2 separate regions of the Mus musculus genome follow, and region 1 is linked to region 2. Evidence: chromatin loops called from intact Hi-C (ENCODE). Cell type or tissue: left cerebral cortex. All regions are shown on one strand. Links, peaks and the distances in the headings refer to the core of each region. The heading gives the core; the rest is flanking DNA. Region 1 holds the start of Hmgcll1 (3-hydroxymethyl-3-methylglutaryl-Coenzyme A lyase-like 1). Region 2 holds the start of Gm39373 (a long non-coding RNA gene).

Region 1 (14,375 bases), core at 822-8,821, 250 kb after region 2:
CTCTCTCTCTCTCTCCCTCTCTTTCCCTCTTTCTCTCTGTGAATTATGAGAGGACATATGCATTTGTATGTCTGTGTAGTCTGCCTTCTTCTATCATTTCCCACTTTATTTACTGAGGCAGGGTCTGTCACTGAACTTGGAGCTAGCCTGTTTTGGCCAGGCTAGCTAGCTAGCTTGCTCTGAGGATCTTCCTCTGCCGCCAGAGTGCTGGGATATAGGCAGCTGCCTTGCCTATCTTGCTTTTAATTAAGTTTTAGGTATCTGAACTCTGGTTCTCACCCTCATACTGTGGATGCTTTACCTAAAGAGCCATCTCACCAGCCTTATTTTTAATACAGGTTTTATGTGCCTTAGCATGATCTCTAGAAAGCATTGTGGCTCTCAAATGGTCTCTCAGAGGGGTTGCTAAGAAAACTTTTCTCCACCTGCTTCTCTTTCTGTTTGGTAGATGAAATTATGATGTGGTCTTGGGGTGTGGTCTTGGATGGGATCATAATTTGATAAGGTAAAACTCAGAGCCACCAAGGTCATATGATCCCTGGACAAATCCTTTTTACTATACTGGGTAGTTCTGGTAGGTAAATCAGGTATTAAGATTCTTGGTAAACTGCATGTTTAGCGCTGAGAAAGGAGAAGGGCTTTAAGCAAATGTTAACTATGCTGGGATTATGATAATTCTTGTAGCTGGCAAGAGGCTTTATCCAGACTTCCAGGTCAAGGATTTCTTCCTTCCCATGTCTCTATCACTTCCCATTTTCCATTCTGGTTCAAGGTCATCTTTCCATTCTGGCTCATGGCAATACAAAACAGCATGGGGATGGGGAGAGGTCTGGAGATACAGTTTTGTGGTTAAAGCACACTTGCTGCTCTCTCAGAGGAGCAGAGTTGAGTTTCCTGCACTCACATGGCCAGTTCCAAGCAACTGTGCTCCTTCCTCTGAGCTCTATGGGCTCTAGGTACATATATACACAGTGCACCTATGCCCAGACAGGCAATCACTCGAATATACACATGAACACACACACACACACACAGTTACTTTTCTGTGTAGTCTTTGCTGTCCTGGAACTCACTCTGTAGACCAGGCTGGCCCTGAACTCACAGAGATCCACCTGCCTCTTACTCCCTAGTGCTGGGATTAAAGGTGTGTGCCACCACTTTCTGGCTTAAATAAATCTTTTGAAAAATAAAATCATGGGGTGGGTACTTTGAATTAATGACAGAAGAAGGAGGCAGGTAAGTTAAGTGCATGAATGATATTTTAGAATTATTGGCTTTGAGATTATTTTAAACATTAAATAATTTATTCATAAAGTGTCATAGTCTGCGCTTGCTGTCAATGTTTTCATATATGGTTTAAGTAGATAAATACCCTTTTTTTCCTACTGTGTGCGAGAGATTTTTGTTTTGTTTTGTTTGTTTTTGTTTTTTTGAGATAGTGTTTCTCTGTGTAGTCCTGGCTGTCCTGGAACTCACTCTGTAGACCAGGCTGGCCTCAAACTCAGAAATCTGCCTGCCTCTGCCTCCCAAGTGCTGGGATTAAAGGCGTGTGCTACCACTGCCCAGAGAAAGACATGTTCTAATTAATCCATCTATCAAATAATAAGGGAGATGGCATCTGGTAGGAATTCCTCTGCTCTATTACAAGGGCAGTCTACATGAGCTGCAAGCAGCAAAGCTTTGGTGCCAAAAAACTGGGTCTATAGACATCTGAATCATTGGGTGGACCTATCAGTTACATCATGAGTCTATAGACAGCTGAGTCACTGGATAGATGGGTCACTTTGGTCATGGGAAATCTATACAACAGTTGAATCTTTGACTAGCTCTATCGCATTGGTCAAGACTGAGTCCGTAGACAGCTACGTCACTAGAGAGATGGGTTGCTTTGGTTCTGACTAGGTCTGTAGACAGCTGAGTCATTAGATACGTTAATCACTTAGTCACTTTTGGTTGGTTTTTGTAACTCTCATTCTCCACATACAAAGTGGCTGCATTAAGGAAGCCAAATGTGAGGTGGCTGCTCCTAAGATTACATGAATTAGCACATGGAAAAGTTTTATGCTAATGCATAGTATATGGAAATCATCGGATAATTATGAGTTACGTAGAGATTACTATAATTGTTACTTTTCTCCTCTACTTCCTTAGAATCTTGAAAGTAAATAAAATATTCTGTGCATTTTAAATAATGGAAGTTGTATGATTAGATTTAAAAACTCGGAGGGGAAACTGGGTAGGGAGATAACATTTGAAATATAAATAAATAAAATAACTAATAAAAAAAGAAAAAAAACCCTCTGTACTTAGGTAGTATTTTTTTTTTATAACATTCTGTCGTCAGCCTGGAACTACTTAAAACAAGATTTTAGATCAGAAGGGGGAAAAAATCACATTTTTCTAAAGGTATAGCAATCCAAACAGGGTCAAAACCTTTGTTGATGCTATTTGGGTATTTTTATTATTTGCAGAAATATGAAGACTCCATATGTAGCTAAGATAGAGAGGTGGGGAAAGAAGCTGAATTTTTGCTGGACAGTAATGATGACTGAGTGCTGGGTACTGCATCCAGGGTCTTGCATCTGCTAAGAGAACAAACACCATCACTGGCCTACACCTGTATCCCCTGATGCTATTTGTAAAGAGATTTAAGCAAACCTTTTAAGTGTTGGGAGATGGAGTAAATCCTGAATATTAGAAACAATATAAATGATTCCTTCTGAACTATTGAAAATAAAAATAATGAAACCATATCAATATTCTCATAACAATTACAGAATAAGGAGATGCACAGCAGCTTTCGCTAATAGAATGTACATTTGTCAAATGTTATCCCAGGATTCTATTTCCACCTGAGATTTAAATCTCCGCCTAGGCACTCTGGTTTCTGATACAATTTAAACAACTTGTGGAGTGGGGAGGGAGTCAGCTACCTTATATTAAGAGATATGGCATTTGTAATAAGTATCATGTAATGTTTAAATGTTTGAGATAATGGGAAAGAAGTTATGCTTCAAAGATCATATATTTGGGTGAGTGTGATTTCAGCAAGGCAGCATCACCACCACAAAGACAATGTCTGACATCCAACTGCTGAAGTTGAATTCTGTCCTCCTTAATAACCAGTTTGTGCTGCAGTGGCCTACATTCTCTGTGCTCAGGTTATTTAATCTGTACAATGAATTCTGTCACATTCACAGAAATTCCTTAGACTTGTATGTGGTCCAAGATAAGTATGCTCAGCAAATGTCAGCAGCAGCAGCAGCCACATCAGCAGCTCACGTTCTCTAATGGAGTAGTGATTTTTGTGTATCAGTTGATATTAGTGGATATAGCCAACGATTCTGGAAAGATGTTCCAATGATGAAGAACTCTGGCTGCAGGACCAGGTTCTGTTGCTACCCTTCATATAGTGGCTAACTCTCATCTCCAATACCAGTTCCGGAAGAACCTACACCTATTTTTGGCTTCTGCAGGCACTGCACACCTAACTGTCCGAAGTGGCCATACAAGCAAAACACCTGTGGATATAAAAGAAAAAAGAAAAAAAAATATCATGTACAGCATTGTCTGTACAACAAAGAATCACAAAATTCAAAATTTCAGTGTGGTTGTTCCAAAACACAAACTGAACTATTCTGTTATTGCAGATGTAGTCAGTAGTAAGTGCTCAAGACTATGTATTGAACACAATATATTGTAGTTCATTTGAATTTTGCAATTACTAGTAACTTTTATAATCATCCCAGTTAATAAAACAGAAGCTAAAGAACTTTCTTCACACCACTCAGTCGTTTGAAGTATTCCTGACCACATGTGATCTAACATTCAATTTTTAAACCTTTCCCATTGAATTGCAGTGCTATCTTCCAAGTATGAATGGCAGGAAAATAGGAAATAAAGGCCTGCAATGTCTCCTACATGTTTGAAATATCTTGGCAGATTGGATTGGGTGCTGGTTAGATGGAGGGCTTAATGAGAGAAGGGAGTCAAGAAAATTTCACAAAAGATAGGTAGAATTCAAGACATTGAGACATTACCTAAAATCAATAAAATCATGGAAAAAACAGGAAATCTGATTCATTTTAATTTTCCGTAGGTGTTCATATCTTTTATGTTTAAATTATTGGAACACTGAAACAAAAATAGCTTAGTTATGTAAGGTAGAAAAAAAATAGAGTTTAGGTTTGAAATATAGCATTAAACATCCATGTGATTGCCCAGCGATGTTATGTCTACTGGCTTGTGGAGCCCATTTCATTCTTGATGGTATGACACAGGCTCTTTCTTTGTAGACACAGCTGGCCTGGAATTAGCTATCTAGCCTAGACTGGCCTTAAACTTACAGTCATTTTTCTACCTTACCTTCCTAAGCAATATGATTATAGTTATGCTCCAGGACACTAGGTTTGGAATCCAGGTTTCTTTATTTTTATTATTATTTTTAACTTTAAATCTATTTTTGTGTTTTCTTAAAAGACAAAATAAAATGGAGAATCTGTGTGTATGTGCATGTCAGTAGGGGTTCCCCAGATGCTAGAAGAGTCAGATTCCCCTGGGGCTAGATGTTATAGGTGTCTGGGAGCCACCTACATGGACGCCAAAGAACTGTGTATACTTGTAACCACAGAGCATTCTCTACAGAGCTGGGGCTCCCAGGTCAACCTATCCAATGAGGAGAGAGAACTGCACCATGTGCCTCAAAGCTCGGTGTTATCTCGATCTTTTTAGGCTTGTGTACAGAAAATAAGATTATTCATTGCTCAACTCTAAAAGGGATGTACATATCACACTCCAACCCCCAGGGCTCAGGGAAGAGAGAACATTAAGACTGTAAGAACCCCAGGCAGAGGATAACATCAAGGAAATAGTGTTTTCCGGGTACAACAGGGTAGTTGCATAAACAAACTCATAGCAACTGTTAACAGCATGCACAAGACCAGCACAAACACCAGCCAGACAAAAGCCCGGGGGAGAGCCGGGAAAGTAGGTATGAGATCCCACTGAGTAGCTAGCTGTTGGCACCGGATGGCTGCTTAGAAAGGGAGAGTCAGTTGCGCACCCACCAGGGCAGTTCCCTTTACCCAAAATAGTTGGGCAACACAAACAGGACTTGATGGGGGGAAAAAAATGTAACAAGCTATCCTAAAGTTGGATAAAAGGGATGAAGAGGTGGTTGGGAGGATTTGGAGTACAGGGCGTGAATGTGTTCAAAAGATCTTGTATGAAATTGCCAAGGAATTAATAAAAATATTCTTTATCCAATCTGGGTGGTGAATCCCTTCAAAATCTGTTCATATTATGTCTCAGAAGTTAGTCGTTGTATATATACGCCATCCTTTGTGCAAGCTTGTGCACCTGGGCGCTCTTGATTCCTCCTAGCTGTGGAAACAGTAGGGCCAGCTAGCTCTCCCTGCACAAGACTGTTCCTGACGATTGTGTGCTATCAGCTGCAAGCTATGGACTCCACGCTGAAGAGCATTAGAGTGTTGCAATCTAAGTGTGCTTATGAAGTAGGCCGAATGAAGCAGGGGTTATCTGATTCCAAGGCTATCATATAAATCCAATAATTTATATTTATAATATATAAACTTATATATAAATCAAACATACTTATATAGAAACTAAATATACATTTATATTATAAATATTTTATAAATATATACATTAAAATTTATTTAATTTATAATTACTTCTAACTTCTGACAGGTTGTTTTTGTTTGAATGAAAGAAAAGCCTTTATGAATTTAGTTATTGCTTTTTTCTTTCTTTCCTCCTCCTCCTCCTCCTCCTCCTCCTCCTCCTCCTCCTCCTCCTCCTTCTTCTTCTTCTTTTTCTTCTTCTTAAAAAAACAGTTCTTCATACCCAGGGGGATAGTAAAGGAACTTGTGGTGACGCCGAAGCAGACAGTTAAGTTCTAGTCCTAACCCCATGTGACAGTGGAAGGAGACAACCACTAAAACCAATAAATGTAAAACAGCGAAAAAGAATTCAGCATTTCAACATTTATCTTGCACCATCGGCTTACTGACAACTCTTGGTTTGCTTGTTTACCTCCGATATACCCCCCTCCCTCGCCCTTAATTTAGGGTTTGTGTTTTTTAATACCACAAAGCGCCTCGGCAATTTTAAATAGAGTTTTGACATAAACTCAAACCGATTCACAGTGCCAACCCTACAGGCTTGTGGCTGGGAAGGAGAGAATGTCTGTAGAGAGCCCAGTGCTTCTTCCTCTCAGAGGCCTGGGTCCTGCCTAGAGCTCTGACTCAGGCGAGCACCTGCAGACAATCAGCCCTGAGAGCACCATATTTTACGGAGGGGGGGGGGGAGTGCCACCCTGCCTCAATTAACTGTCCCCATCCAGGATCTGGCTCTCAGCGCGGGACTCAGGTGCCCGCTACACCCCTGCCTGGGCGTTGCCCAGGAACCGCGCCGCCGCAGTGCAGCTCGGACCCCGGGCACCCGCGGGACGCGCTCCCGGCTCTCACCCGGCTCTCGGCTCCGGCCGTGGGATCCAGCACCGCCCACGGCACCTAGGCTGCTGCTATGGGGAATCTACCATCTGCTGCGAAGCACTGCCTCAACTACCAGCAGCTTCTCCGCGAACATCTCTGGAGCGGAGACTCAGTGGCAGGGGCGCTGGATGCGGCGCAGGTACCACCTTGGGCCTAGGGCGTCCCTACCCCCATCCACCTCCCGTCATCCCTTTTGTCTGTGTCACCTCTGTAAGCCAGGGTCCTGCCTGAGGCCCGTTCTATTGTCAGTGTGTGGGTCTGTGGCTGAAAAGCCTCTCATCTTCTCAGCTGTGAACAGCAGGCGCATCCTTGCTGGCCTAGCAGTTTCCCTACCCCAGGCCTTTTGCAGGTCGCCAACAGGAGTGATCATGTCTGTGCGTGTTCTTGGAAGGGCGGTGCTTTTGTTCTCACTTTCTTCCTTGTAATGTGTAACAGACTACAAACATATCACCTTGTGTGGTAGAAAGAGGATGAAGCTAGGGCACACTAGGAAGGCACAGGACGACGATTAAAATCACATGGTATGTTAGAGCATTGACTATCCCTACAGTGTTTTTGCTTAATGAAATTAAACAAGCTTGAATAAAACCATTACAGACTAAAATTATTCCTGCATTTTCCTGAGAGCTTCATAAAGACAACTCATTGTTTATGTATTTATGATTCCATGTACTACCAACAAACGTGCCAGTTAAGTGAGCATAAGGTATATAAAGAAATTTCCTTTTCACATAAAACCGTAAACTTTAAACATAACAGGAAACAGCAGTAATGGTCGTTACCTAAATGTTGAAACCTGTTATGAGTCAAGGGCTTTGTGAGGCCTTAGGTATCATTAGCCTTTTAATTCTAGGCACCTGTTCACTTTGTGAACAGTGTAGTTCTTGTTATTTTTTTTTATTTTAGTGGGCTGGCCTAGCTTTGTTATGTGATGTTACACCAACAGTTCTGACAGGAGTTATTCATATCCTTATGGTGTGGTCTCAGTTCAGTGCTCCAACATGTGAAATCGAAGCCTTCGATCTACAAGTAGGACTTAGCATTCGTGGGTGGTTTTATAAATAGTTTGCTCCCCATTAATTAGAGTATGAGACTGGAGCTATTTGCAAGAGCCAAGTCCTAGAATGGGCATTCTGCCTATCAACAGATGGCTGGATACAATACAGAAGATATGGCATAATTACCCAATGGTTTATTATTCAGAGAGATGAACAAAATCAAGTCATTTGTAGGTAGATGCCTGGAAATAAGCCAGAGCCCAAACAACTAATATCGCCTGTTTCTCTGTCGCCTAAGGAAGGGACATAAATACCAAGAGGAGAAAATTGGGGGTGGGGGTGGGGTGGAGTTAGGAGACATGGCAAGCATCAGGAGGAAGGAGCAGGTGAGTGGGGGAAATGAGGCTATGAATATGATCACAGCCCACAATATGCACACGTGCAAGGGCCACAGTGAATCCGCTTTTACTAATAAGGCTCAGAAGGATTGACCAGGACCCTCTGGTGAGACCTGATGGTGACAACAGGGAAGTGGAGAGCCATGCTTTATCTTCTCTCATGTCCTCACGGTGGCTGATTTCCATGGAGTCTGGTTTGAACTTCCTGGAATGTTCTCAACATTCTTTAGCGGTCAGTTTGTCTTACGCAACCAAGAATCCCTAACATTTACTTTTCGGGATGAAGTCATGTGACTATTGCTTGGGTGATCCGTAGAGTGGTGTGTATGCTCCAGTGTTCTGATTTGTTCGGGGAAAATGAGAGCTTCGAAGATTACTGCTGAGGCTATGTAAGGTCACGGCTTTCAGACTCTTATGTGCTTTTCTGGAAGACGCTCTAAGTTATCTTAACACCCGCCAACTTTTCTGACTGAGACACTTCCATTTGCCCCTCAGTTATGTCTTACAAAGCATGTACTTGGTCCAGGTCTCTTTTTCCTGTGTCCTTGCTGAGCTCAGTGGCTTCTGTCTGTCTGGATCATCATGCCTGTCTGTCCTATGGCTTATCTCCTCTCACCCTCCTGGCTATTGTTTATATCCCAGTTCTTGGTTTTATATCCTCTTCTCACTTCTGAGCTTTTGTCTATACTTGGATATCTTAACAGAAAGTGATACTCCACATTTCCAACTTGCATCCATGTTCTCTCTCTCTCTCTCTGCTGGCTATTTTTCTGTGGAAAATCATCCCTGGTCTGCACAGAGAAGTCCTCCCACGTACTTAATTTTAATACATTCTGGAAGTCATGTAAGGGGAGGAACACTCAATGTAGAAAATGTGTCCCCTAGATGGGCCTGATATGTTGTTTATGATTGATATGGAGTGGTTCAGCTTACTGTAAGGCAGAGCTATCCCTGAGCAGAAGATAGGTGGTCCTAGGTGCTACAAGAAAGTAGTCTGAGCAAGCCATGAAAGTCAAGCCAGGAGGTAGCCATCTTCATTATCTCTGCATTTGTTCCTGCCTTGGTCTCTACCCTGACTTCCTTCAGTAGTGAACTATGATATGGAAGTATAAGGTATAAGTCCTTTCCTCCTCGGGCTGAGCTGATTTTGGTCATGGCGTTTTATCATGATAATCAAAACACTTAGTAATACACTTCCCACATGTGGGTTCTCTCCAAGATTTCCGGTTGCAATCTCTTCACAACTCACCCCACAAGCTCCAAACAGAGGGCTCCGTTCTGTTACTTTCAAAGCATTACAGGGTCCTGGAATTTCATTCTTTAAATCCTTTCAAGTGTATTTATTTCCCAAGTTCATCAGCACTACCCTTTTAAATTAGCTTTATGTGGCCTCTGTATGAGGCAACTGTGCCTTTCTCTTGTTAATTTCTGTTTTCCCCCTTCAGCCCTCTGTATACACAGTTGAGAGGTTCTGTATTTCAAGTAAAGTCATCCATTAACCCTGTTTCACAACCATCTGTGAATTCCATTATTTCTAGAAATAGATAAACAGAACTACGAACCCCCAGTAGTCCTTCATTCATCTCATTTTAAACTATTCACTTTTATTCTTGCCCTTTTTTCCCCCACAGAGGCCCTCTTTGAGGTCTCTACAAACCATGTTCCCTCTGATTTTCTCATCCATCTTAGAGGATATTTCTCCATTAATTAGCTTTTATTCCATCTTCAGTGTTCAATTTGAATGTCACTTTCTCACCAACTCCTTCTGAGATTACCATACAGTGAACTACTGTATGTAATATGGATTATCTATTTATTTGATGCTTATTTGGCATATAACTCTCAGTCATATGTTAACCCCAACAAGACCAGGAAACAACCCATCAGTGGATTTACCTCACTCAACAAAAATGCCTGATTAGTTCTGATGTTTTGTATGTACTTGCTAAACAAATAAATGACTGCTCACCTTTGCAGAGGACAAGCCAAGCATCACATAGTTGGAAAACAGTCTTAAAACAGCGATTAGCACATTATAGTATATAATACATAGTTTCTGAGAATGAGTGCCTTAGTACCAGCATCCACTGGCTGTTGTTACTGTTGGAATCATCTTTTTATTACATGGTCCCAGGCAGGGTTTGCTGGTCAAGGAAACATGCAAACGAAATTTGAATGCTGTAAATAAACCACAGGGAACTTTACAACTTATGTGTTGTAGAGTTTGGAGGATAAGATGACATATAGGGCCAGGAGATGTGTTAGGAGCTAATGTGGTTGCAGTTGGGATTGATAGAAACTTCTTTACATGAAAGGATGCCATTCTAAATAATAACAGGCTAGAAAACAAGTTAAGTTTCTCCTTTCTCTATTTATTTGTACCTGATATATCACAGCATCCTGTACATCTTACTGAGTGACTTTATGCTTAGACTAGCCTGTCTCCTTTATGAAATTTCACTGTATGTATGAAATTTAAAATATCTTGATGAGCTAGAAGGAGTCTCTTAAATCAATTAATCAGACTAGTGAAATTTAGTGCTAACCTAACCTAACTCTGATTTTAAACTCTATATATGCTATTTTTGCTTAAACTTAGTGAAAGGGTAATGCAAGTTTTATACATTTTATTGGTGACCGTGTAGCTTTAGAATGCTTCCTAAGGAACTTGAGAGGACTGGAGATGAATTTTTAGAAAAAGAAACACCCTCACTGCTTTTTATTTATTTTGTGTGTTACTTGTTAACTTGTTCCCTTTCCTTCCTTTTTTTTTTTTTTTTTTTTTTTTTGGGTTGTATTTTTAATTTCCCCACTGAATTAACATGTCAATTATATTCTGTTTGTATTATGTTCCCAGTTGTTAACTATGTCAACATCTAACCTTGACTTGCTAAAATATAAATATGATTGGTGTTATAACTTATTAAAAGTGAAGCTGCAACACTTTACTGCTGTCCTTTGTCTTTTGGTACTTGTGGTTGTATGCATTTTTCTCCACATGGGATAGTTATAAAATATATTTACTCACAGTCAATGCATATTTATGCATATTTGCTCCCTTTCCCTCATCCGCCACTGATTTATTCATTTCCAGTCTTGTGGTGGAGACTTCTTTTCTTCCACCCGGAAGTGTATGCACTTCAGTCTCCTCTTCATTGAAAATCTACTGGTCTGAAGGCTAGTAAGATGACTTAGTGGGCAAAGGCAAGCAAGCCCTGATGATTTCAGTTGAGTCCTGTGACCCACCTGGTATAAGGAGAGAATCAATTTCCTTTTACCTCTACACACACACACACACACACACACACACAGAGAGAGTCCACAGACACTAAATAAATGAACAAATAAATACATATGTATATATAAATGAACAAACAAATAAATAAATATAATTTTAAGAAAACTTAAAGAGAGAACAACAGTCTGGTGGCTCAAGTACTGGGAAGGCTGAGAAGGATGCAACTTAGTGAGACAATGGGAAACACAGTGAAATAATAATCTCACAAAGTGTTAAAGAAGGGTTGAGAATAGAAAATGATTAGAGTGATAGTCTAGCATACACACGTCTCCATTTGCTTGTTTTTTTTTTTTAATAGATCAGGTGATTATTGCTTCTTTAAGCATGTGTGTGTATATTAATGCAATAGCTACACGTGAATATTAATATGAACACACCACATAAATAATTTTAGTAAAAAAGTAAATAAATAATTTAAATACATAACAGCGCTGCAAAATGTGAATTTCTCAGCAGTTACAAGGGAAAGCACTTAACACACAATATTAGCCATTTGTTTTTTTTCTTGTCCAACAGTAAAGTATCTTTCACACTCTTTTTGACTGTCAATCACATCCACTGAGACTATTTCTATTTGTCTAGTTAGTGGTGTGTAGCAATTCTGTATTTTTATGCTTTCCTTTCCATGTTTAGTATGTATATTTCCTTCTTATACTCTTTTGCCCATTTCCTTCTTCAACTTTGTCTAACTTGGGATCAGTCTAATTTGTTGTATTCTATAATTTTAGGTTTCACAATTCTTATGGGTGCCTATATGTGTATGCGTGCATAGTGTGAATGTGTGTGTTTAAAGTATTCGAGTGTGTGTATACCCACGCTCATGCTTATGTGTGTGCAAGTGTTTGGAGACTAAAGGAGAACATCGAATGTTGTTCTTAGTCTTTCTCTACCTTACACATTGAGGCAGGAATTCCTACTTAAACCTAAAGCATACCAATTTCTGCTAGTTTTTCTAGTTAGCTTCCTTTAGAACTGTCCTCTGTCTCTGCCTCCTGAGCATAAGGATCACAAGTGAGCCTCCTTCGCCACTTAGCATTTATGTTGGTGCTGGGACTCTGACTCTAGTCCTTATGCTTGGGCAGTATGATGGTTAGCTTCAATTATCACCTTGCCATAGCTTAGAATTACCAGGAAAGAGAGTCTTAATGAGGGACTTCTTACATTGGGTTGGCCTGTATGCAAGTGGGCTATTGTCTTAAATAAATAATTGATATAAAAGACCCAGCTTGCTGTGGGCAGCACCATTCTTAGAAAGGATACCCTGGATCGCAGAAGTGGAGAAATGCATCTAAGCCCAAGGAAGCAAGTAGCCCGAATGCATTTGCTTACCTCTGCAGTTGACTATGGATGTGCTATGGATTTGCCACAGTGGATTCTCTGCTATGATGAACTATTACTTGGAGCTGTAAGCTGAAAGTGACCGTTTTCTCCTCTTAAATGACATTTTTTTCCAGGATATTTTATCAGTGGAACATGAATGTGACTGGGAGGTGTAAGCCCCTAACCAATGATTCATCACCTTAGTCTCCATTTCATAAATCTTTAAAGGGAATTAAGATGGCTTTACACTATCTGGATCAACAGGTTGTAGTCAAAAGGTCTGCAAGTCTCTTCTTGGTTTCCTCTGAAGCCAAGGTTTGGTATCTATCTATCTATCTATCTATCTATCTATCTATCTATCTATCTATCTATCTATCTTCTATCTATCTATCTATCTATCTATCTATCTATCTATTTATCTGTCTACATCTTGATGGTTGCTTTTCTCTGGAAAAATATAATAAACAGCCCCCTGTGTTTCGATAAGTGATAAATAGTTTTTCCCTTTCTCATGTAAAGAAATGTGATGATCTTTAGACAGCTACTTAAAGGGAAAAAAAAAATCCCCCGGAAAGCTGCAGTATGTTAACTGTAGCTTTTAGAATTTCAGATTAAAATATCTCTTTGCAATTTTTAAAGCTAGTTTTTGGGTTTGTCCATTATCTTACTGTGAATATTTATATTGCAGATACTTATGGGTAGCTCTGAGTTCCATATTGATAATCTCAATATGCATATATGTACTCAATTTGTTTATTTGCCCTCCTGGTATGAGTACTATATTTCATCTGTGCATTAGGCTCAGTAAGAAGAAATTACACATATAGTTGAGTCTGTATATTATTACTCCTTTTCTAAAGGGATTGGTCTTTTAGGCAATGATACCTTAAGCTAATCAGGTTCTTCATTGACACAATGCTTGGTTTACTCTGTTGGTCTACTTTTGCCCTTTATCTTCACGCATACGTCATGCATTTTGTAGCCTTTTACACGCTGGCAACTACTACAACTATTATTAGTCTCATCTCTTTATTGAGCCCTGATCTCAAAGTTCTGGTTATATATGTTGTTTTGATAAAATCTGTAGACTAAAATTGTTAAATGAATATATAAAAATAAACATATCAAACATTTTTATTTTCTTTATGATGAAAACCTTTTAAATAATTTTTATAGTTTTGTAAAATAGACATTTTGTTGTTATTTATATTCATCCCAATGTGCAGCCCCACACCAGAATTTCAAATTATACAACCAATGTATTGCTCATTGATCAACTTTTAAAACATATTTCTACTTTGAAATTTCCACTCTTGATATATTCTAGTTCTGTTTCTTTCTGTCTGTCTTTGTGTGTCTGTCTATCTATCTGTCTCTCTCATCACACTACTGGCTGCTTCTTTTTGATATATGTGTATGATTTTTACTCTTTTCACATATATGTGTTATGCTAGCAGATGTTTCTACTTTTATATTCTGTGTTTGTCTGTTATTTTGGTATAAATATCTCTTAAAACCCAGTTCTTGATTACTCAGTATCTTTAGGTGAATTTAGTTTTGATAGTGCTTAAATTGACCATTAGAGAGACTATTTCCAGCCATCTGTATCATCTTCACCACTCCAAAATTCTCTAATGGCATTTGTGTACTTTACTACTTTGTATTTAAATAAATGTTGTTGTGTCTCCAATAAAGAATTTGCTTACTTTAAAAGTTGCTTCATCTTTTTAATGCTGACAGATTGAACTATCATCTCCTAAAAAAAATGGATTATGGTTTTCAATTAAAAAACTTGAGCATTTCATATGAGTACTATATTATTTCTAGCCTTCCTTCTTCACTGAAA
Region 2 (17,156 bases), core at 5,526-13,525:
CACTCTTCCTGTTTACTGTCGCTGCAGAAAACATGGAACCTCACATCCATCTCACAAGGAAACTTCTCCCCTGAACACTTTTATTCCAAGAGAGATGAATATGTAGTGATTTGCTGATTCCAACACAATAATTCTACTTTTGTAATGGGAATCTTACTGCTTAGTATTTTGTCTAGGCTTATCTTACATATTAGCATTACTTATTAATTTAATGCATATTATTATTATATAATATATAAAATATAATTTAATACTTATTAAGTAATGTAACTTACTAATTATTATGTTAAGATTTGTGATCACTTTGACTTTTTATGTGCCCAGTGCTGAGTTGTCATTTACATAATTAAGGAAGAGGAAGCTGAGATTAAGAAATAATCACCTCATTATTTTAGTCAGCGCTGTACTTGTAAACCATGTTGCAGTCAAGAAAACATGTTCTGAGAATGACCCTCAGATTTGTCAATGCAAAAACAAAACAAAACAACCCTCAAAACAAAATCACAGCTCTCATTTTAAAGGGGAAAAGAGATAATTTATTTGAATACGGATTTAGGTTATCCTAAATTCCAACATGGAAGCAGTTTCATGAAGTTTATAGTTTAACAGAACAAAGAGTCAAGGCACTTTTTTTTTTTTTTTTTTTTAAATACATTAGTGGGCACATAAGAAAGGTGGTTACAGCAAGATGGGGGAGCTTTTTTAGAGGTTTCATATGCTGCTTGATACATTCTTAGCTTCTGGCTTGGTAAAAGCTGGTTGGTTCATAAATTACTAGATTTCAAAAGGTGCTTTGTCTATTAGTCCCGCGATGTTAGTTTTCACACAGAGGTGGCAATAAGTGAATATTCAGGGAGCTAATGCTAGTCCAGATAAAGTCGTCTCTAGATCGGCAACATTCCAACCTCTCCACATCACTGAAGTTCGATCAGTCACAGCTCTTGCCAATATTTCTTGTTGATAGATTAAAGACCTGTGTTCAATTCTGCATCTGCCTTGTAACATATGCATAAACTTTATAAAGTATTAAACATTATTTTATGCAACAGATATTATGTATATAAAATAATATAAGTTATATATTATATAATATATACATATAAAATTACAGAATGTTCATGATTTCATATGAATTTCATGATATGAATTATATTATTGATCAGAATTTATAATATCTAACTCACTGAGTTACCAAGAAGAGAAATTAGATTACACATGTAAAGCACTTAACTTAGTGCTTAAAACATACTAATAGCCAATAAATAGATCCTGGACTTCTCTCAGAAGTTATAAAACTGCAACACTCTTAGGCCAGAACCAATGTCACACTCCTCATGTATCATAATCTTTTATAATATTGTCAAGTATTAAATTGGCTAAGATGAAAAAAATCAAGTCATGGTAAAATTAAAAAAAAAACAAATTTATGTATTTGGGTTGAAAAAACTTCTTAATTTCTTTTTTTTTCCCCACTATATTTCACATGGGCTAAAAAAATCATCAATTCATTTAGGAAATGAGGGTATAACTACTACAAATGAGATTCTCTCATTTCAAGTAATCTAAAAGCAAAGATACTCAGGACATTCTCCAGGGATTAGCTATGCACTTCAGTATGCTATCACTCAGGCCAGGAGTAGCTCAGAACTTAGACTGTTTTGAGAAAAGTAGGCAGAAAGTACTACTAATAAATGATGATGAGTTAGCCAGCTCTAACCCAGGGAACACCATCTCTAAGGCAGTGGGACTATCATTTTGACAATCTCCATATACCCTTCAAGGTCAGGACTAAATACTGGGTACTGAATTGAGTACATCTTCCTTATTTTTCTATATAGCACAAAAGACCAGACAACCTGCTCTTTGACAGCCATTATGCAAGCTCTTGGAATTTTGCTTAATAATGCCTGTGAACCCTATTCCCAAGTTTCCTCTATTAAAATTATATTAAAAAGAATTAAAGAGATAAAGGCTATGAGTTTGGGGAGCAAGGAATGGGAGTTACCTGGGGAAGGTTGGAGAGAGAAAAGGTGGGAGGAAATCATGTAATTATATTTGAATGTCAAAAATGTATTTTTTCCTGGGTTTTCAAACCTTTGTTCGGGTCACCAAACTTCTTACACATTTCTCCTTCTCAGTTTTTACTTTTTAAAAATTTCTATAGTACTTATCTCTGTATCAGTTCAGTTTCCTTTGTCTCTATCTTTTTTTATGATTTTATTTATTTTACTTTAACAGTAGTTCAATAACATTTAAAACATTAATCATTGGTTAATTTTCCACAAAGGAAGTTTCAAATCTAGGCATATTAAGAGATAAAAATCCTACATAACCTTTAAAAGAAATGGATTACTTCTGTTATATGGAACTTTCCAGACTGAAAAAAAATTCAAAAAAATCTACCCCCTCTTTTTACAATGATAAAATAATCTTGATATTAAAACTAGACAAAGTGAACGAATTATGTTCTAGATAAATCTGTTTATGAAAGTAACTGCCAGAAATCTAACCAAGTATTGTTAAAATGAATTGGAAGAGCATTAAAAACATAATATAGAATTCTTATATTCCAGACTTAAGTTGGGTTTGCTATTAGAAAATATATGAGTTTGCTAGAAGATTAAAGAAAGAGGAAAATTTAGATTCTTTATGCAATCAAAACACTTAAGTTATTTAGGAATTAAAAATAGCATTAAGAAAAATGAACATAAAATATGCATGCTGACATTCTAGGCAAATTAATGGAATAACAATGGATACACTCCCTTTTGAATCAGGGCTAAGAAGCATGCTACACATCACCGTTTAATATTGTTTTGGATCTTGTGTAACAGGTAATGGTACATGCCTATAATGTAACCAAGGGACAGATACAGGGGCGTTGCCACAAGTTCTAGGTCAGCCTGTTCTGCACAGTAAATTCCAGGACATCTAATACAGCATAGTGAGACCCTTTCCTAAAAGCATAAAGACAAAAACAAATATAGAACTAAGTATACACAATGATTTCTCCTGACAAGATCCAAAGGAAGGTATGGACCCTCCGCCAAATTTGTTAACTAAGGATAGGACAGGCGAGACACACTGTGGTGGTTTGTATTGTCTTGGCCCAGGGAGTGACACTATTGGGGGATATGGCCTTGTTGTAAGTGTGTCACTATGGGCGTGGCCTTAATACCCTTGTCCTAGCTGCCTGGAAGCCAATCTTCTCCTAGCTGCCTTCAGAACAAGAGGTGGAATTCTCAGTTCCTCCAGCCGCATGTCTGCTTGGATGCTGCCATGTTCCTGCCTTGATGATAATGGACTGAACCTCTGAACCTGTAAGCCAGCCCCAATTAAATGTTGTCCTTTATTATGAGTTGCCTTGGTCGTGGTATCTGTGGAGAGCAGTAAAACCCTAACTAACACACACACATTGATGCCTAACTGCAATGTATTGGCCATTCCCATGAGTAGCAAGATCCTCAGTCTTCCCATGTATGACAGTACCCCTGGGTACATCTTACATACACACATATGCAGTTATTATGGAAGCCACTATTCAGCACTTGACAGGTGACTAGTGTGACCTGAGCGTGCGTTGAGCATGAAACACAACACCAAATTTCAAAGACAGCATAAAAATAAACTTAAAAAAAAAAAACCACCCAGTAGTTCATTAATGTTTGGTAACACGTTGGAATGCTAATATGTTGGGTATGTAGAGTTAAAAGAATACCTTATTAATTACACTGATTCTGCTTAAAACACAGTAGGAAAACTTTAAATTGCATATGTGTTCCACTCTGGGAGTGGACTTATTATTTCTGACAGAATACTCTGATCTGTGGTAAATCCGACTTGAAGAGCTTGAATCTAGCATGGAAAGGGTGGAGAAACCGGAATGTTCTCAGGATGGAGGAGGAGAAAGGCAAGCAGCCTGGACTCTGTTCTGTTCTGTTCTGTTCTGCAACCACCAGTCTGCAGCCACCAGATCTCTCAGAGCTGAGATGTTCAGGGTGGGGAACTAAAGCTGGTGTGTATGGAGTTGTTCACAGGAGGACTCCTGGTTTTCATCTGTGAGTCTCTACCGTTTTGACCATGTGAGAAGGCAGCCAGTTCAAACTATGGTAGTGCAATGGGTAACATTCTGTAGGCATGTTAAGTCTTAGGCTTACCTACAAAAAATGGTGATCACAAGTTTTATCAATTTTTCTGTTTTTCCCACTAGACTCTAAGATTCTTGGGGAAGTGCTGTATGAGTTATCACACTGTGCGAAATGTACATAAAATGTTTTGGGTGTGAAATATACTCCAGATTTACTTCCCGAATCAAGCCAGAATTATTCATACAAACAATTTTTGTGGATCCAATAGTCTAGTCTTAATTTAGTCCTCTTTTGAGATAATGAGAAATTAGAACCCTTTATCTTCTTAACTCCATCTAATATGGACCCCACCCCCCCACCCCGCACCGCAAACCCAAATCCAGTTCATTCATTTTCAGTGTGTTCTGGTGGATCTACTGTGAGCATCATCACCAGCACAGAATATGCATTAAGAAGCCTTTCAATATACAATCAGTGAAAATTCAAGATAATAATTATAGAGAGATTTGAATGGCTCTCTTACTGAATAAATAGTATCACAATCCTCTTGGGCCCAATTTTCTCTTCATTTTTCTTCCTTTTATATAGCTAACAAACAGATTCACAGATTTCTGGTATTATTGACCATCTACTGAGTAAAACTTTGTGATACATATCTCAAGATATAGGAGGTGTGTTTTCTATCTCCATGGCTTTCGAAAAATGCGAGCGAAGCTATGAAAATTCAAGCCTGTCAGATTGCTCAGTAGAAAGGGATCTTGTGTTTTTCTACCTAAGGACATCAAAGCGAATGTCCCTGTTGAGATGACATCTGGACTGAGTCGCAGATGGTGAGCAGGATTTGGATGAAAATAGGATATTATCTGCAGGGACTAGCAGAGCAGTGGTAAGTCACAGAGGAATAAGGTTTAACTATTTGAGGGGAGCATCAGCTTTGAGGTTCCCATTCTCTGTCTGCAAACTTACGTCATGGTGATGGTAAAGAACTGAAAACACGGAAGATGCAGGAGCGAAAGCAGCATTTTAGTAAGTTGCTTAAGTGCTTGTTACAGATGGCTTACGGGAGCTGCAGAGAGCAGGGCACTTTTAGGGAGCCTTGATGGGAGAATTTTAGATGATGGGACAAACGTTCAAACTGCTGGAGGGAAGAGAATCACAGAACAACCACTGATGTTTATGTACGTGTGCATTAGGTGACCAGAAATGTGCAAGTCAGACCCTCTGTACACTAACATATTGACTAAGGAGACACACATGCTTCCGTTCGCAGAGAACCACTGTTCTAATTGTCCTTTTGGTCACAAACTTATCTTCTTCTTTTTAGTCAGAAGATGTTTTGTAAAACAGCTGTCATTATATCAAAATGGATTTTGCTTTCAACGCAGTTTAAAATCTGGTTTCTATTTAGGCAACCTTGCCAGACACTTTTGAACAGAGGTCTCTCATGGTTTCTCGGTAGCATATTGGTGTAGATCATTTGTATTACTTATCATGGGTGGCCTCTTTGAAATATTTTGTAATGGAAAATTTTCCACCCCTTTGAAAATTTCTCCATCTTTGTTTCTATCTTCAGGCTGAGTACTATCTGAACATGTCTACCCATTTCTTTCCTATCTGTTCAGCTATTGAAAAAACAACTGCTTTCACCTGGACCCATGTTTTCTTTCTGTTTACAGCTGTTTAGTCTAATATTCTATTCTGAACTTGTATTCTCCCTGTTCCATCCCTTGTTTCTAATGCTGTATGTGTGTGTATATGTGTGTGTGTTGTGTATGTGTGTTGTGAGTGTGTATGCATGTGTGTGTGAGTGTGTTGTGTGTGTGTTGTTAAGTGCATGTGTGTGTGTTGTGAAATCATGTGTGTGTTGTGAGTGCATGTGTGTGTGTGTGTGCACATGTGTGCCTGTTGTGGATGTGCCTTAGCACCTGCAGAGACTTGACGTGTTTCTCAGCCAGGCTGACAGCCACCGAGCCACAGTGTACCTCCTGTCCACTTTCTCTGTGCTGGAGTTATGGACTTTTAAAAAATATTATTTTATTTATTTACATTCCAGTTGTTGACCCCCTAGCCCCCAATCCCCTCTCCCATGGTTCCTCATTCCATTCTTTCTTCCCCTTGCTTCCAAGAGGGTGCTCTCCCCCACCCTACCAGGCCTTCATCTTCCCTAGGGCCTCAAGTCTTTCCAGGGTTAAGTGCATCTTCTCCCATTGAGGCTAGACCAGGTACACCTCTGCTACATACGTAGCAGCCTCGGACCAGCCCATGTATGTTCCTGGTTGGTGGCTCAGTCTCTGGGAACTCCCTGGGGTCTGGGTTAGTTGAGACTGATGATATTTGTGTGGGGGTCACTCTCTCTTTCAGCTTCTTTAATCCTTCCCCTAATTCAACCATAGGGGACCCCGACTTCAGTTTCGTGGTTGGGTGTAAGTATCTGCTTCTGTCTCAGTCAGATGCTGGAAGTGCCTCTCAGTGGACAGCCATGCCAGGCTCTGATCTGTAAGCACATCATAGAATAGTAGTGTCAGGCCTAGTAAAATTTTCACAAACTGAATCCGAGAACACATCAAAACAATTTTTCACCACGATCAAGTAGGCTTCATCTCAGGGATTCAGGGATAGTTCAGTATACAAAAATCCAGCAACATAATACACTATATAAACAAACTGAAAGAAAAAAACCCCACATGATCATCTCATTAGATGCTGAAAATGCCTTCAACAAAATACAACACCCCTTCATGTTCAAAGTCCTAGAGAGATCAGGAATTCATGGCACATACCTAAATATAAAAGTATTTTGTAGCAAACCAACAGCAACATCAAATTAAATGGAGAGAAACTTGAAGCAATCCCACTAAAATCAGTGACAAGACAAGGTTGCCTACTCTCTCCCTATCTATTAAATATAGTACTCAAAGTTCTAGCTAGAGCAACTAGACAACGAAAGGATATCAAGGGGATACAAGTTGGAAAGGAAGAAGTCAAAGTATCACTATTTGCAGATGATATGATAGTACACATAGTGACCCCAAAAATTCCACCAGAGAACTCCTAAACCTGATAAAGAACTTCAGCAAAGTGGCAGGATATAAAATTAACTCAAACAAATCAGTAGCCTTCTTATACTCAAAGGATAAATGGGCTGAGAAAGAAATTAGGGAAAGCCAGGCATGGTGGCACATGCCTTTAATCCCAGCACTCTGGAGGCAGAGGCAGGCGAATTTCTGAGTTCGAGGCCAGCCTGGTCTACAAAGTGAGTACCCGGACAGCCAGGGCTACACAGAGAAACCCTGTCTCGAAAAACCAAAAAAAAAAGGAAAAAAAATTAGGGAAATGTCACCCTTTACAATAGTCACAAATAATATAAAATATCTTGGTGTGACTCTAACCAAGCAAGTGAAAGATCTGTATGACAAGAACTTCAAGTCTCCGAAGAAAGAAATCAAAGATATCAGAAGATGGAAAGATCTCCCATGCTCATGGATTGGTTGGATTAAGATAGTGAAAATGGCTATCTTACAGAAAATAATTTACAGATTCAATGCAGTGCCCATCAAAATTCCAAAACAATTCTTCACTGATATAGAAAGAGCAATTCTCAACTTCATTTGGAAAAACAAAAAAAACAAGGTGTCTTAGTCAGGGTTTCTATTCCTGCACAAACATCATGACCAAGAAGCAAGTTGAGGAGGAAAGGGTTTATTCAGCTTACACTTCCATGTTGCTGTTCATCACCAAAGGAAGTCAGGACTGGAACTCAAGCAGGTCAGGAAGCAGGGGCAGATGCAGAGGCCATGGAGGGATGTTACTTACTGGCTTGCTTCCCTTGGCTTGCTCAGCTTGCTTTCTTGTAGAACCCAGGGATGACACTGCCCACAATGCCCCCCCCATCAATAACTGAGAAAATGCCTTATAGCTGGATCTCATGGAGGCATTTCCTCACCTAAGACTTCTTTCTCTGTAATAACTCCAGCCTGTGTCAAGTAGACACATAAAACCAGCCAGTACACCAGGATAGCCAAAACAATCCTCAACAATAAAAGAGCTTCTGAGGGAATCACTATCTGTGACCTCAAGTGGTATTACAAAGCAGTAGTGTTAAAAACTGCATGATATTGGTACAGAGAGAGTCAGGTTGGACAATGGATTAGAATCAAAGACCCAGAAGTAAATCCATACACCTATGGACATTTGATATTTGACAAAGAAGCTGAAACCATACAGTGGAAAAAAGAAAGCATCTTCAATAAATGGTGCTGATCTGACTGGCAGTTTGTATATAGGATAATGAAAATAGATCCATATTTATCACCTTGCACAAAGTTCAAGTCCAAGTGGATCAATGACCTCAAGATAAAACTGTATATGCTGAATTTAGTAGAAGAGAAAGTGGGAAAGAGCCTTGAACTCATTGGTACAGGGGAAAAATTCCTGGACACAACACCAATGGCTCAGGCTCTAGGATCAACAATTGATAAATAGGACCTCATGAAACTGAAAAGCTTCTGTAAGACAAAAGACACTGTTAATATGACAAATCGGCAACCTACAGATTGGGAAAAAAAAATCACTAACCCTACATCTGACTGAGGGCTAATGTCCAAAATATATAAAGCACTCAAGAAGTTAACCTACAAAACCCCAAATAACCCAACTTTAAAAAATGGGGTTGGGATCTAAACAGAGAATTCTCAACAGAAGAATCTCGAATGGCTGCGAAGCACCCAAAGAAATGTTCAAAGTCCTCAGTCATCAGAGAAACGTAAAAACAACCCCGAGATTCCACCTTACACCAATCAGAATGACTAGAATAAAAAACTCAGGTGACAGCAGATGCTGGTGAGGATGTGGAGAAAGAGGAACACTCCTCCATTGCTGGTGGGATTGCAAACTGGTACAACCACTCTGGAAATCAGTGTGGTGGTTCCTTAGAAACTGGAAGACCCAGTTATACTACTCCTAGGCATATACTCCAAAGACACTCTACCATTCCACAGAAGCACATGCTCTACCATGTTGACAGCAGACTTATTTGTAATAGCCAGAAGCTGGAAACAACCCAGACGTCCCTCAACAAAAGAATGAATACAGAAAATGTGGTTCATTTATACAATGGAATACTATTCAGCTTTTAAAAACTAGTTATGGGAACCTTGTGCTCTGTCCAATGGAAGGCTGTGAGCATCCACTTCTGTATGAGCAGGTGGAAGGGGGAGCTGGAGGAGGGAGGGGTTTTTTGGAGGGAAAATCAGGAAAGGGGGGTAACATTTGAAATGTAAATAAAGAAGATATCTAATAAAAATTAATTAAAAAAAACCTAGTTATGGGCTTTTATGCTGCACTACCTATAGCTCGTCACAAGGGGGCTGAGAACTGAACTGCATGTCTCAAGTTCACAGAGTAAGCGTTTCAACCTCAGAATCATCTCTACAGCCGGATATAACGCTTTTTCAAAGAACTGCCGTGGGCAGGTATTTTGTTGATGAATCTCAGTGCAGCCCCTCAGTTTTTTCCCTGAGCTGTAGTTCCTAGCTGCTCATCAGTCAAGTTCACTTCTTCACTTTAAGGATAACGTTCTCAGACTCTGCTCGAATTGCTCTTCGTCTTTTATCCCTTTTCTTTGTGAACTGGAATGCCCTTTAGGCAGCTAACCCTCAGAATCCCAGCAGCTATATTTGATTTTGAATTTTGGTGCACACGAATGCTCCGTGGAAAGAAATACTAGAAGAAAGAAACCTTGTTAATTTCAGTAGAGTTGCCTGAAATTTGATAATGGAGATTGGGAACGGGGTACAAAGTTTTAGAAGGATGTTATATTTTTATCTACTTGAGCGTAAAGGTTAAACACATGGTCTAACTTTTAGAAATTATAATATGTTTAAATACAATTTGAATAAATCACAATATATTTTCAGATGTTTTCACAGCCTTCAAAACTGTGATATTGACTAGCCAACATTTAGTTGAATGATTCCCACTAGCTAAATCAGTCACAAACATTTTTAGACTAGCTATATTTGTTTGTCTAGCACCGAAGTTTCAGTGATAGGAGAGCAAATCCCCTGATCCGAAGGCGCTCTTTGATTGTAAGAGGCAGATGTAAGACATACAGGTAGCATCAGGGCATTGAAAGAAGCACATCCAAGTTGCAGTCCCTGGAGTCACGAGAAGGCCTTGAAAGGGCTAAGCATGTAAGAATAATAGTCCATTGTGTTTCCCAAGAGTTGCCGGAAGAACTTCCCCATGTCCACAAGCAATCTTATACTCTATTGTTAATCTTTGCTTGCTACACATGGGGGATGAGCTAGTCCAATTCTAAATCAGTGCCAAAGTTTAAATGGGGGAATATTAGAAGAAATTACAATTATTTGGCCTTATCTTGATCCTGCTAAAATATTACCTTCACTCCAAGCCCGGCTGGTGAGCTTTCTGATCTGTTTGTTATTAATCCACGCTTCCACTTGCTTCCGTCTTGGTTTCCGTGACATGGTTTTTTTTTTTTTTTTTACATATCTAGGCATTTCAGTTTTGAAAAATGCTAGTGGAAATAATGTATACATAGGTTTCTGCATTGTTGTTCCACGGACTCAAAAGGAAAGTAAACAAAGAAAACTTGGACAGGAGTGCTGCTTAGCTACAACTCTTTCAATGTTCTGCTCTGAGGACCTGAAGTTTCTTAGGAAGACCAACAAAAATTTAGGCTTGAGCTCACCACATACATTAAACAGTCATGTTGTCTTCTCTAAAAGTTAGACAATATCATTTTTCTAAGAGTGGGAAGCATGCCACACCACTAAAACCAAGAATGGTATCATAAACTCCAAGTACTTAGTACTGCATGTACTGTGTACTATGTACATTACTACAGGAAGCTAACGCACTTCCCTTTTTACATACTGAGATGAAGGTGCTGTTGGCTGATATCATTTTAAATATCCAACAAGTGATGATATTCTGAGTATATGAAGTTGCAAAAGAAGCTACAACTAAAACTAATTACTGACGACTAAATTTCAACAGGTAGTTAAAGTCATGAGCTTAAGGTTAGCATGACTGAGATTTTATATTGAGACGTTGGAAAGAAGGAAAAATGGTGAAATGTTAAAAAGAACGAAGGGCGAAGGATAAATGTAAACAAGATACTTCGTCATCATTTGAAATAACTTACTGATTTCAAAGTCACTGTTCAAAATGAAAATTCATGTCAATTTCTTAGCCCCTTTTCTTTTTCACTCACCTCGTAGCCTCTAGGCATGCTGAGACACCTCCTGTGTCATTTTTATTCTATAGGTACACACATGGAACATCTATGGCCTGAAAAGTTGTAAGAAATGCAGTCTGTGCTTTGGTGATCTTGAGTGTGATGCTGCAACTTTGCCCTGTGAGGGTGGGCAGGATGTGCAATGAGAAGTGGCACAGACGGCTCCTGGGTGCGTTTTGGGGTGTGAATGTGTCTGTGATTTTCATTACTAGGCTAGCCATCTTTTTATAAAGCAGAATAAACAAGAGTAACAGTTCTCATGCATTAAATTAAAAAGGTTTTAGATGAACCTAGCAAAATGCGAACTCTAATATTTAAAACAAGTAGTATAACGGAAAAACAAAACTTCAAGGTATATCTTTCCAAACTATCAACGATAGGATTATGGTCAGTGATAGGACTATGATCAATGATAAGATTACAATTTGTAAAAGTGGATTGTCTAAACATTTTCATTCAGAAAGGCAGTGGTAACTTTCAATAGTTTTAAAACTCATACGGCCAAAAGGTGGCAGTGTCCTCCTGAGTTTCTGTGTAAGCCTCATTTCTCTAGAGGTGAGATTATCAAGTGTTCTGCCTCTAATGCGCTTTTAAAAGAAACTGTAAGCAGTTTCATCGCTATGACATATACCAAATGATAATTATAACTGAGCAGAAGTGCTTTTCACAAGGACAGTTTTAGAGACTTTTTGTGTTGAACTATTTGAAGTCTTCTGTACAGCACAAAGACAGAGACCTCACACATAAGGAGGCTGAGAGAGACTGATTGATCGATAGAGAGACATTTTACAAACCATTATCCAGTTAACGTGCAGGCTTTACACTTTCTACGAAGTTTTCTGTTGTTTATCTTTCTGGGCTTCTAGTCAGTCTTCGATAGAAATTGGTTCGTTGTAACAGTAGGCGAGCAGTGATTAGAAAATGACGGGAGCAATACAGACTCTGTTCCTGTCAGACAGTGGTTTTCCACTAGTATGCTCACTTTAGAATTCTTTTTCCCAAGAAACAAATAATAAACAATCACAAACAACAGCATGGAAGGAGAGCACATACAAACATTCTTCTTAGAAAATATTGTAGCCGGGCATGGTGGCGCACGCCTTTAATCCCAGCACTCAGGAGGCAGAGGCAGGTGGATTTCTGAGTTCGAGGCCAGCCTGGTCTACAAAGTGAATTCCAGGACAGCCAGGGCTATACAGAGAAACCTTGTCTCGGAAACAAACAAACAAACAAACAAACAAACAAAAAACCAACAACAAAAACAAACGAAAGAAAGAAAGAAAGAAAGAAAGAAAGAAAGAAAATATTGTTATTAATTCTTTGGAAGTTTCACAAATGTTTTGATTGTATTCTTTCCCCTCCCCCAGCTCTTTCCAGGTCCACCCTCTCTCCATACCCACCCAACGTTGTGCTCTTCTTCCTACCCCCCCATCAATACAAACGTGTGTTGCCCAAATATTCTTGGATGTTCCACTGGAACATAGCTGACTTGCCACTGGCTACATTCTTAGAGAGAACGGAGGCTCCCCTCTCCCAGCTGTAACAGCTGCCCATCATTCCTCAGGTAGGGGTAGGAGTTTGTATTCACATCACTCTGCATGCTTGGATTTGGTCTAGCTTGTTTGAATTCCCACTGGCCTTACGTGTGTTGTCACAATCAATGTGATTTTGCACGTGCAGCTGTCCCGCTGTTCTCTGAGAACATCGTTTCTTTGTAGTCAGCTGCTGTTTCTGGCTCATACACTCTTTCTGCCCTCTTTTTTTTTTGCAGCGATGCTCTAGTCTTGGGAGGAAGGCATATGGTATATCTGTTTCATTAGGGCTAAGCATTATGCAGCATGTGCACTTGGTCCAGTGTGGATCCCTTTGGAAATCATCATCCACTGCAAACAGGAGCTCATCAGGTAAGGGTTGAGAGAGCCATGGTTATAACAAGTTGTCATTAGAAGTCAGTTTAGGACTATGTTCATTTAGCAGTATAATAGTTGTATGTTCTCTCTTAGAGCCTATCACCTGTTTAGCCATGGGCTTTGGTCTTGTAATACTGACTGGTGTGGGTTTCATCTTATGTAGCATGAGAGATACCCAATCAGAGAGTGGTTATAAAACTGGAACTACTGTTACATCAGTGGACAAGTCTAGTCAGGCCCGTCATTATTGTCCCTTGTAGAGTTCACAGCCACGAGTGTTTGATGCTTATTTTTATTCTCCAGTAGCATGTAAAATGTTTTATAAAAGCTAGCCAGCTTGGAGAAAGCTTTTTGGATAGTTGCTGAGTGATCTCCTTATATTCCATGACTTAAATTTGTGGTATCTTCTGCAGTAGGATCTTACTGTCAACTTCTGGGGGATAGCCATAAACAACTGCAATAGCCTGTAATATTGGGGGTGTGTGTCTATGAAACTTCACCGGAGAGGCAACACCAAAGATATTTAGAAAAACCTCTATGTAAACCTACTACTGTAGACTCTCTAGTAAACACTCACACATTACACATGTATGTACATAAAAATAATTAAAAATGAAAAATTTCGACAACAGGGTAACTGTGACCTTCCTAGACATAACAGGACAACAAAAGCCTTAGTGGCAGAAATGGGTTACTTCTTTTGTAGTAAACATATTTTAAAAAAAGATCTTAGTATTATAATGAAAACAAGTGAAGGAAATAACTTCAACAAATGAGTCTATCCCAGTTTCTAAATTTGTTCCAAAATCTTAGACAAATACTGAGGCAATGTTTACCTGAGGCAAACTTCGTTTTGCAAGCATTAATAGTCAGAGCCTGTCACTGTTTGTCAGAGTCTTGCAACAGTGCTGTGGATTGTCACCATCTTAAGTAAGGCTTGGCACCATAGTCTGAAAGCAGTACAAGGATTTCAGGTTTGAATTTGTCCAAACACCCAAGGACTTTCATTTCCAGTCTCAGGACACGGAGGAAAAGCCAATGATCCTGGTTGTCGTGCTTGCGATTCTGAACTTGTGAGGTTTAGCTACTTCTCTCCGCTATACGTAAATGGGACGAAATAGTTGTATTTGGAAATACCAGGCAGTGCAATTACTGAACTCTACGCAGCATTTTCAACTTTAAACAAACCTTAAGTACGGTTACCATGTGCTAGACTGATAGTTATTTTTAGTTGATGGGTCAAGATGATTTTTAATATTCAACTTTGTGGAAAAGAATCAAATGCATTAATTTTTTAGTTACGTGTACTGGTGACAAAGATTTTTTGAGTGGTATTTTTATTTTCAAGTCCTTTAGCCACAGAACATAGCCAGCATTTCTAAGACAGCACAGGGTAGGCGAGCTTTAATCTTATCTTCCTTTTACTCCTTGCCTCTCAGAGGAAAGAGCCCAAGTGACAAAGTGTCTTTGGTTTGTCAGTGATAGAAAGAAAAATTCCAAGTCAGGAATTGACTCTATACATTGGACTCATGCTAGATTCACTTGCCTATATGTAGTATTTCATAAAGAATTTATTTAATTAAAAAAAAGGTGAGATCATCTTTTCAGCTGAAGGGGACGACATATTCTGTTATAACTCCTCCTTCAGTGTATTTGGTAAACCCTGGGTAGTGGTGTCACTGGTCATGGCGGCGGAAGAAAATGTTCTTGAGATAAATGTTTTTGGCTGATTAGTTATCTATAGATAGGAGCTTTTTTCTTTCTTTTCTTTTAAACACAAGGCTTCTGGATGTGATAGTGGAATAATACTTCAAGTATTCCATAAATGGGTGTGAAGTCTAATGGAACCTGGTATTCTTATTTAACCAGGGCCAATTCCTGGGCTAAATATTTTGTTTTCCTTTTTCTACATTCACTCCCAGCTAAAAATCTTCTTACACTTATTACTTCATTTGATCTTTATAAAATCCCATGTGATAGGATATATCAGATATCATTATCTTTAGCTAAAGATCAAGAAATGCTGGCAATATTTGATTGTAAAACTATGAAACGCAGGACCAGCATTTAAATTCTTTCTTTACTCAGAATATACTTCTTAACTACCATATTATTTTGTCTCTCCAATTATTTTAAGACAGATTGAGTCTCCCTTAAAATATTCTTGTGGAGGACTAGTCTTAGAATATGTTTCTCATGACAGTTACCAGCTACTTAAATAATTCACTTCATGGCAAATTTTGATTGGAAAATGTTGCACATTATATTTCCATGTCACTAATAGTTTTGCTTATTCTAAATGCATAGTAGCATGCTAAATATTCTTTGTAATTTCATTGAAGGTGTGAAAATCAAATGCAGTTATGATTGCCCTGTAGTTATAAAAGAATATTTTCATACTATGTTATTGAGAATCACAATAACCTTCTAAATATATTATTAATAACCACTGCTTTAAGACAAGGTAACGGGCAGAGGTGTTAAGTGATTTTCAGCACAGGTAACAAAATAGATGGAAGCAAATCTAGTATTTGAATCAGTTCTGTGGCTCAGAGTGAGTTGAGTACATGTCCCCACTGGCAGCTCTCACACCCTTGCTGTCAGCTCGCTCTGTGCATTGCATGCCCCCTTTCCCAGCCCAGAGCTGGTTGTATAATGCCAACTTGACTCAAAGCCAAGAAAATGCTCACAGTGTTCCTAAGCTGACTATATCCATCAACAAGAATGGAGAATGTCAGGACAAGTGCACACTTTAAATTAAACAACTCATGAGCGATAGATCAATCAGATAACTAAGTTTAAAAAAATTATTTTCTCCCTTTGCCACAGCGCTAGGGTTCGGGTGGACCAGATTTAAGATACACTGAGAAGCTTGTGAGAGAACTTCGTGAATGGCTGTATGTCTTTCAAAAACATGAGCTGATTGTGCAGAAAGATAACACAACAAAATTCCAGTCTTTCGATATCCACAGACATGACAACGTTATTTCAGAGACTGGTATATTCTCTTTCTCTGATTACCTGATTAACTGAATAAAGAATATAAACACCATCTCTTAGTGTGTTAGTGTAGGAGAACCAATAACAAAATAAAAAAGAATTTCAATTTTACTGAGCCATGTACTCCTGAAGATAAGCTATGAAGCACTGACACATATGAAACATACTCCCATACATCCTCTAATTTAATGCATTCAATACTTCACAGTTAAAGATTTTTCTCTCCTTTTTTCCGTGAAGAAACTGATTCAGTTAAATTACTGTTTCTACTTACCCTCTGGTTGCGTACGTCCAACGTCATTCGGAGAGTAAGATGTCAATTTAGTTTCCTGATTGTAAACATCAAGCAGATTCTTTGTTAAACACTATACCCTTTACAAGCCCCTTGCACAACTCATGAGCATGGAAAAAATAAGTAAAAGAACCAAAGAATTTTACGACATTCTTTAAGCACAAAATGATAAAAATGATAGTTACTGGGCTGGAGAGAGGGCTCAGTGGTTTAAGAGCACTGACTGCTCTTCCAGAGGACCTGATTTCAATTCCCAGCAACCACATGGTGGCTCACAACCATCTGTAATGGGATCTGTTGCCACCTTTTGGCGTGTCTGAAGACAGCTACAGTGTACTCATATACATAAACGAACTAAATAAATCTTAAAAAAAAAAAGGTAGTTACTTGGTGGGAAGATTCTGGCAGCATTTGGTTAGCTGTAAAGACACTCGTGTCCATATGATAGACAATGAGTTTGGAGATCATGTTCTGTAGTTACTGGTTTGATTCATCTAAATGATTCTGATATCAGTGCATGTGAATGATCTGCACGTCAGTTTGGCGAGGGAGTTATGTTAACACGGTCTTATACTCACAACTGTGGAGCCAAATGCGGTTGACAT

What was found. A loop is a pair of places that touch in the nucleus more often than their neighbours do. Peaks named below come from ENCODE experiments on the same cell type or tissue, not always from the same donor. Only the 100,000 strongest peaks of a DNase experiment are listed, where the experiment ranks them.
Region 1: a loop joins it to region 2, with 2.2 times the contacts of the local background. A loop is called at or near these places in 4 of 42 quality-filtered maps.

Annotation. Positions count from the first base shown.
Region 1 is chr9:76,008,529-76,022,903 of GRCm38, forward strand. Hmgcll1 (3-hydroxymethyl-3-methylglutaryl-Coenzyme A lyase-like 1) reads left to right here and starts at 6,449. Exons shown (of 9, transcript NM_173731.2): 1 at 6,449-6,654. The coding sequence starts at 6,547. In left cerebral cortex, for the core only: no CTCF peak of the experiment used is centred there; DNase peaks (open chromatin) are centred at 4,892, 6,571, 6,792 and 7,541; H3K4me3 peaks cover 1,526 bases; H3K27ac peaks cover 1,113 bases.
Region 2 is chr9:75,750,817-75,767,972 of GRCm38, forward strand. It overlaps Gm39373 (a long non-coding RNA gene), which reads left to right and starts at 12,994. Exons shown (of 2, transcript XR_870927.2): 1 at 12,994-13,253. In left cerebral cortex, for the core only: CTCF peaks have their summits at 9,453 and 11,840 (motif pointing right); DNase peaks (open chromatin) are centred at 9,490 and 11,865.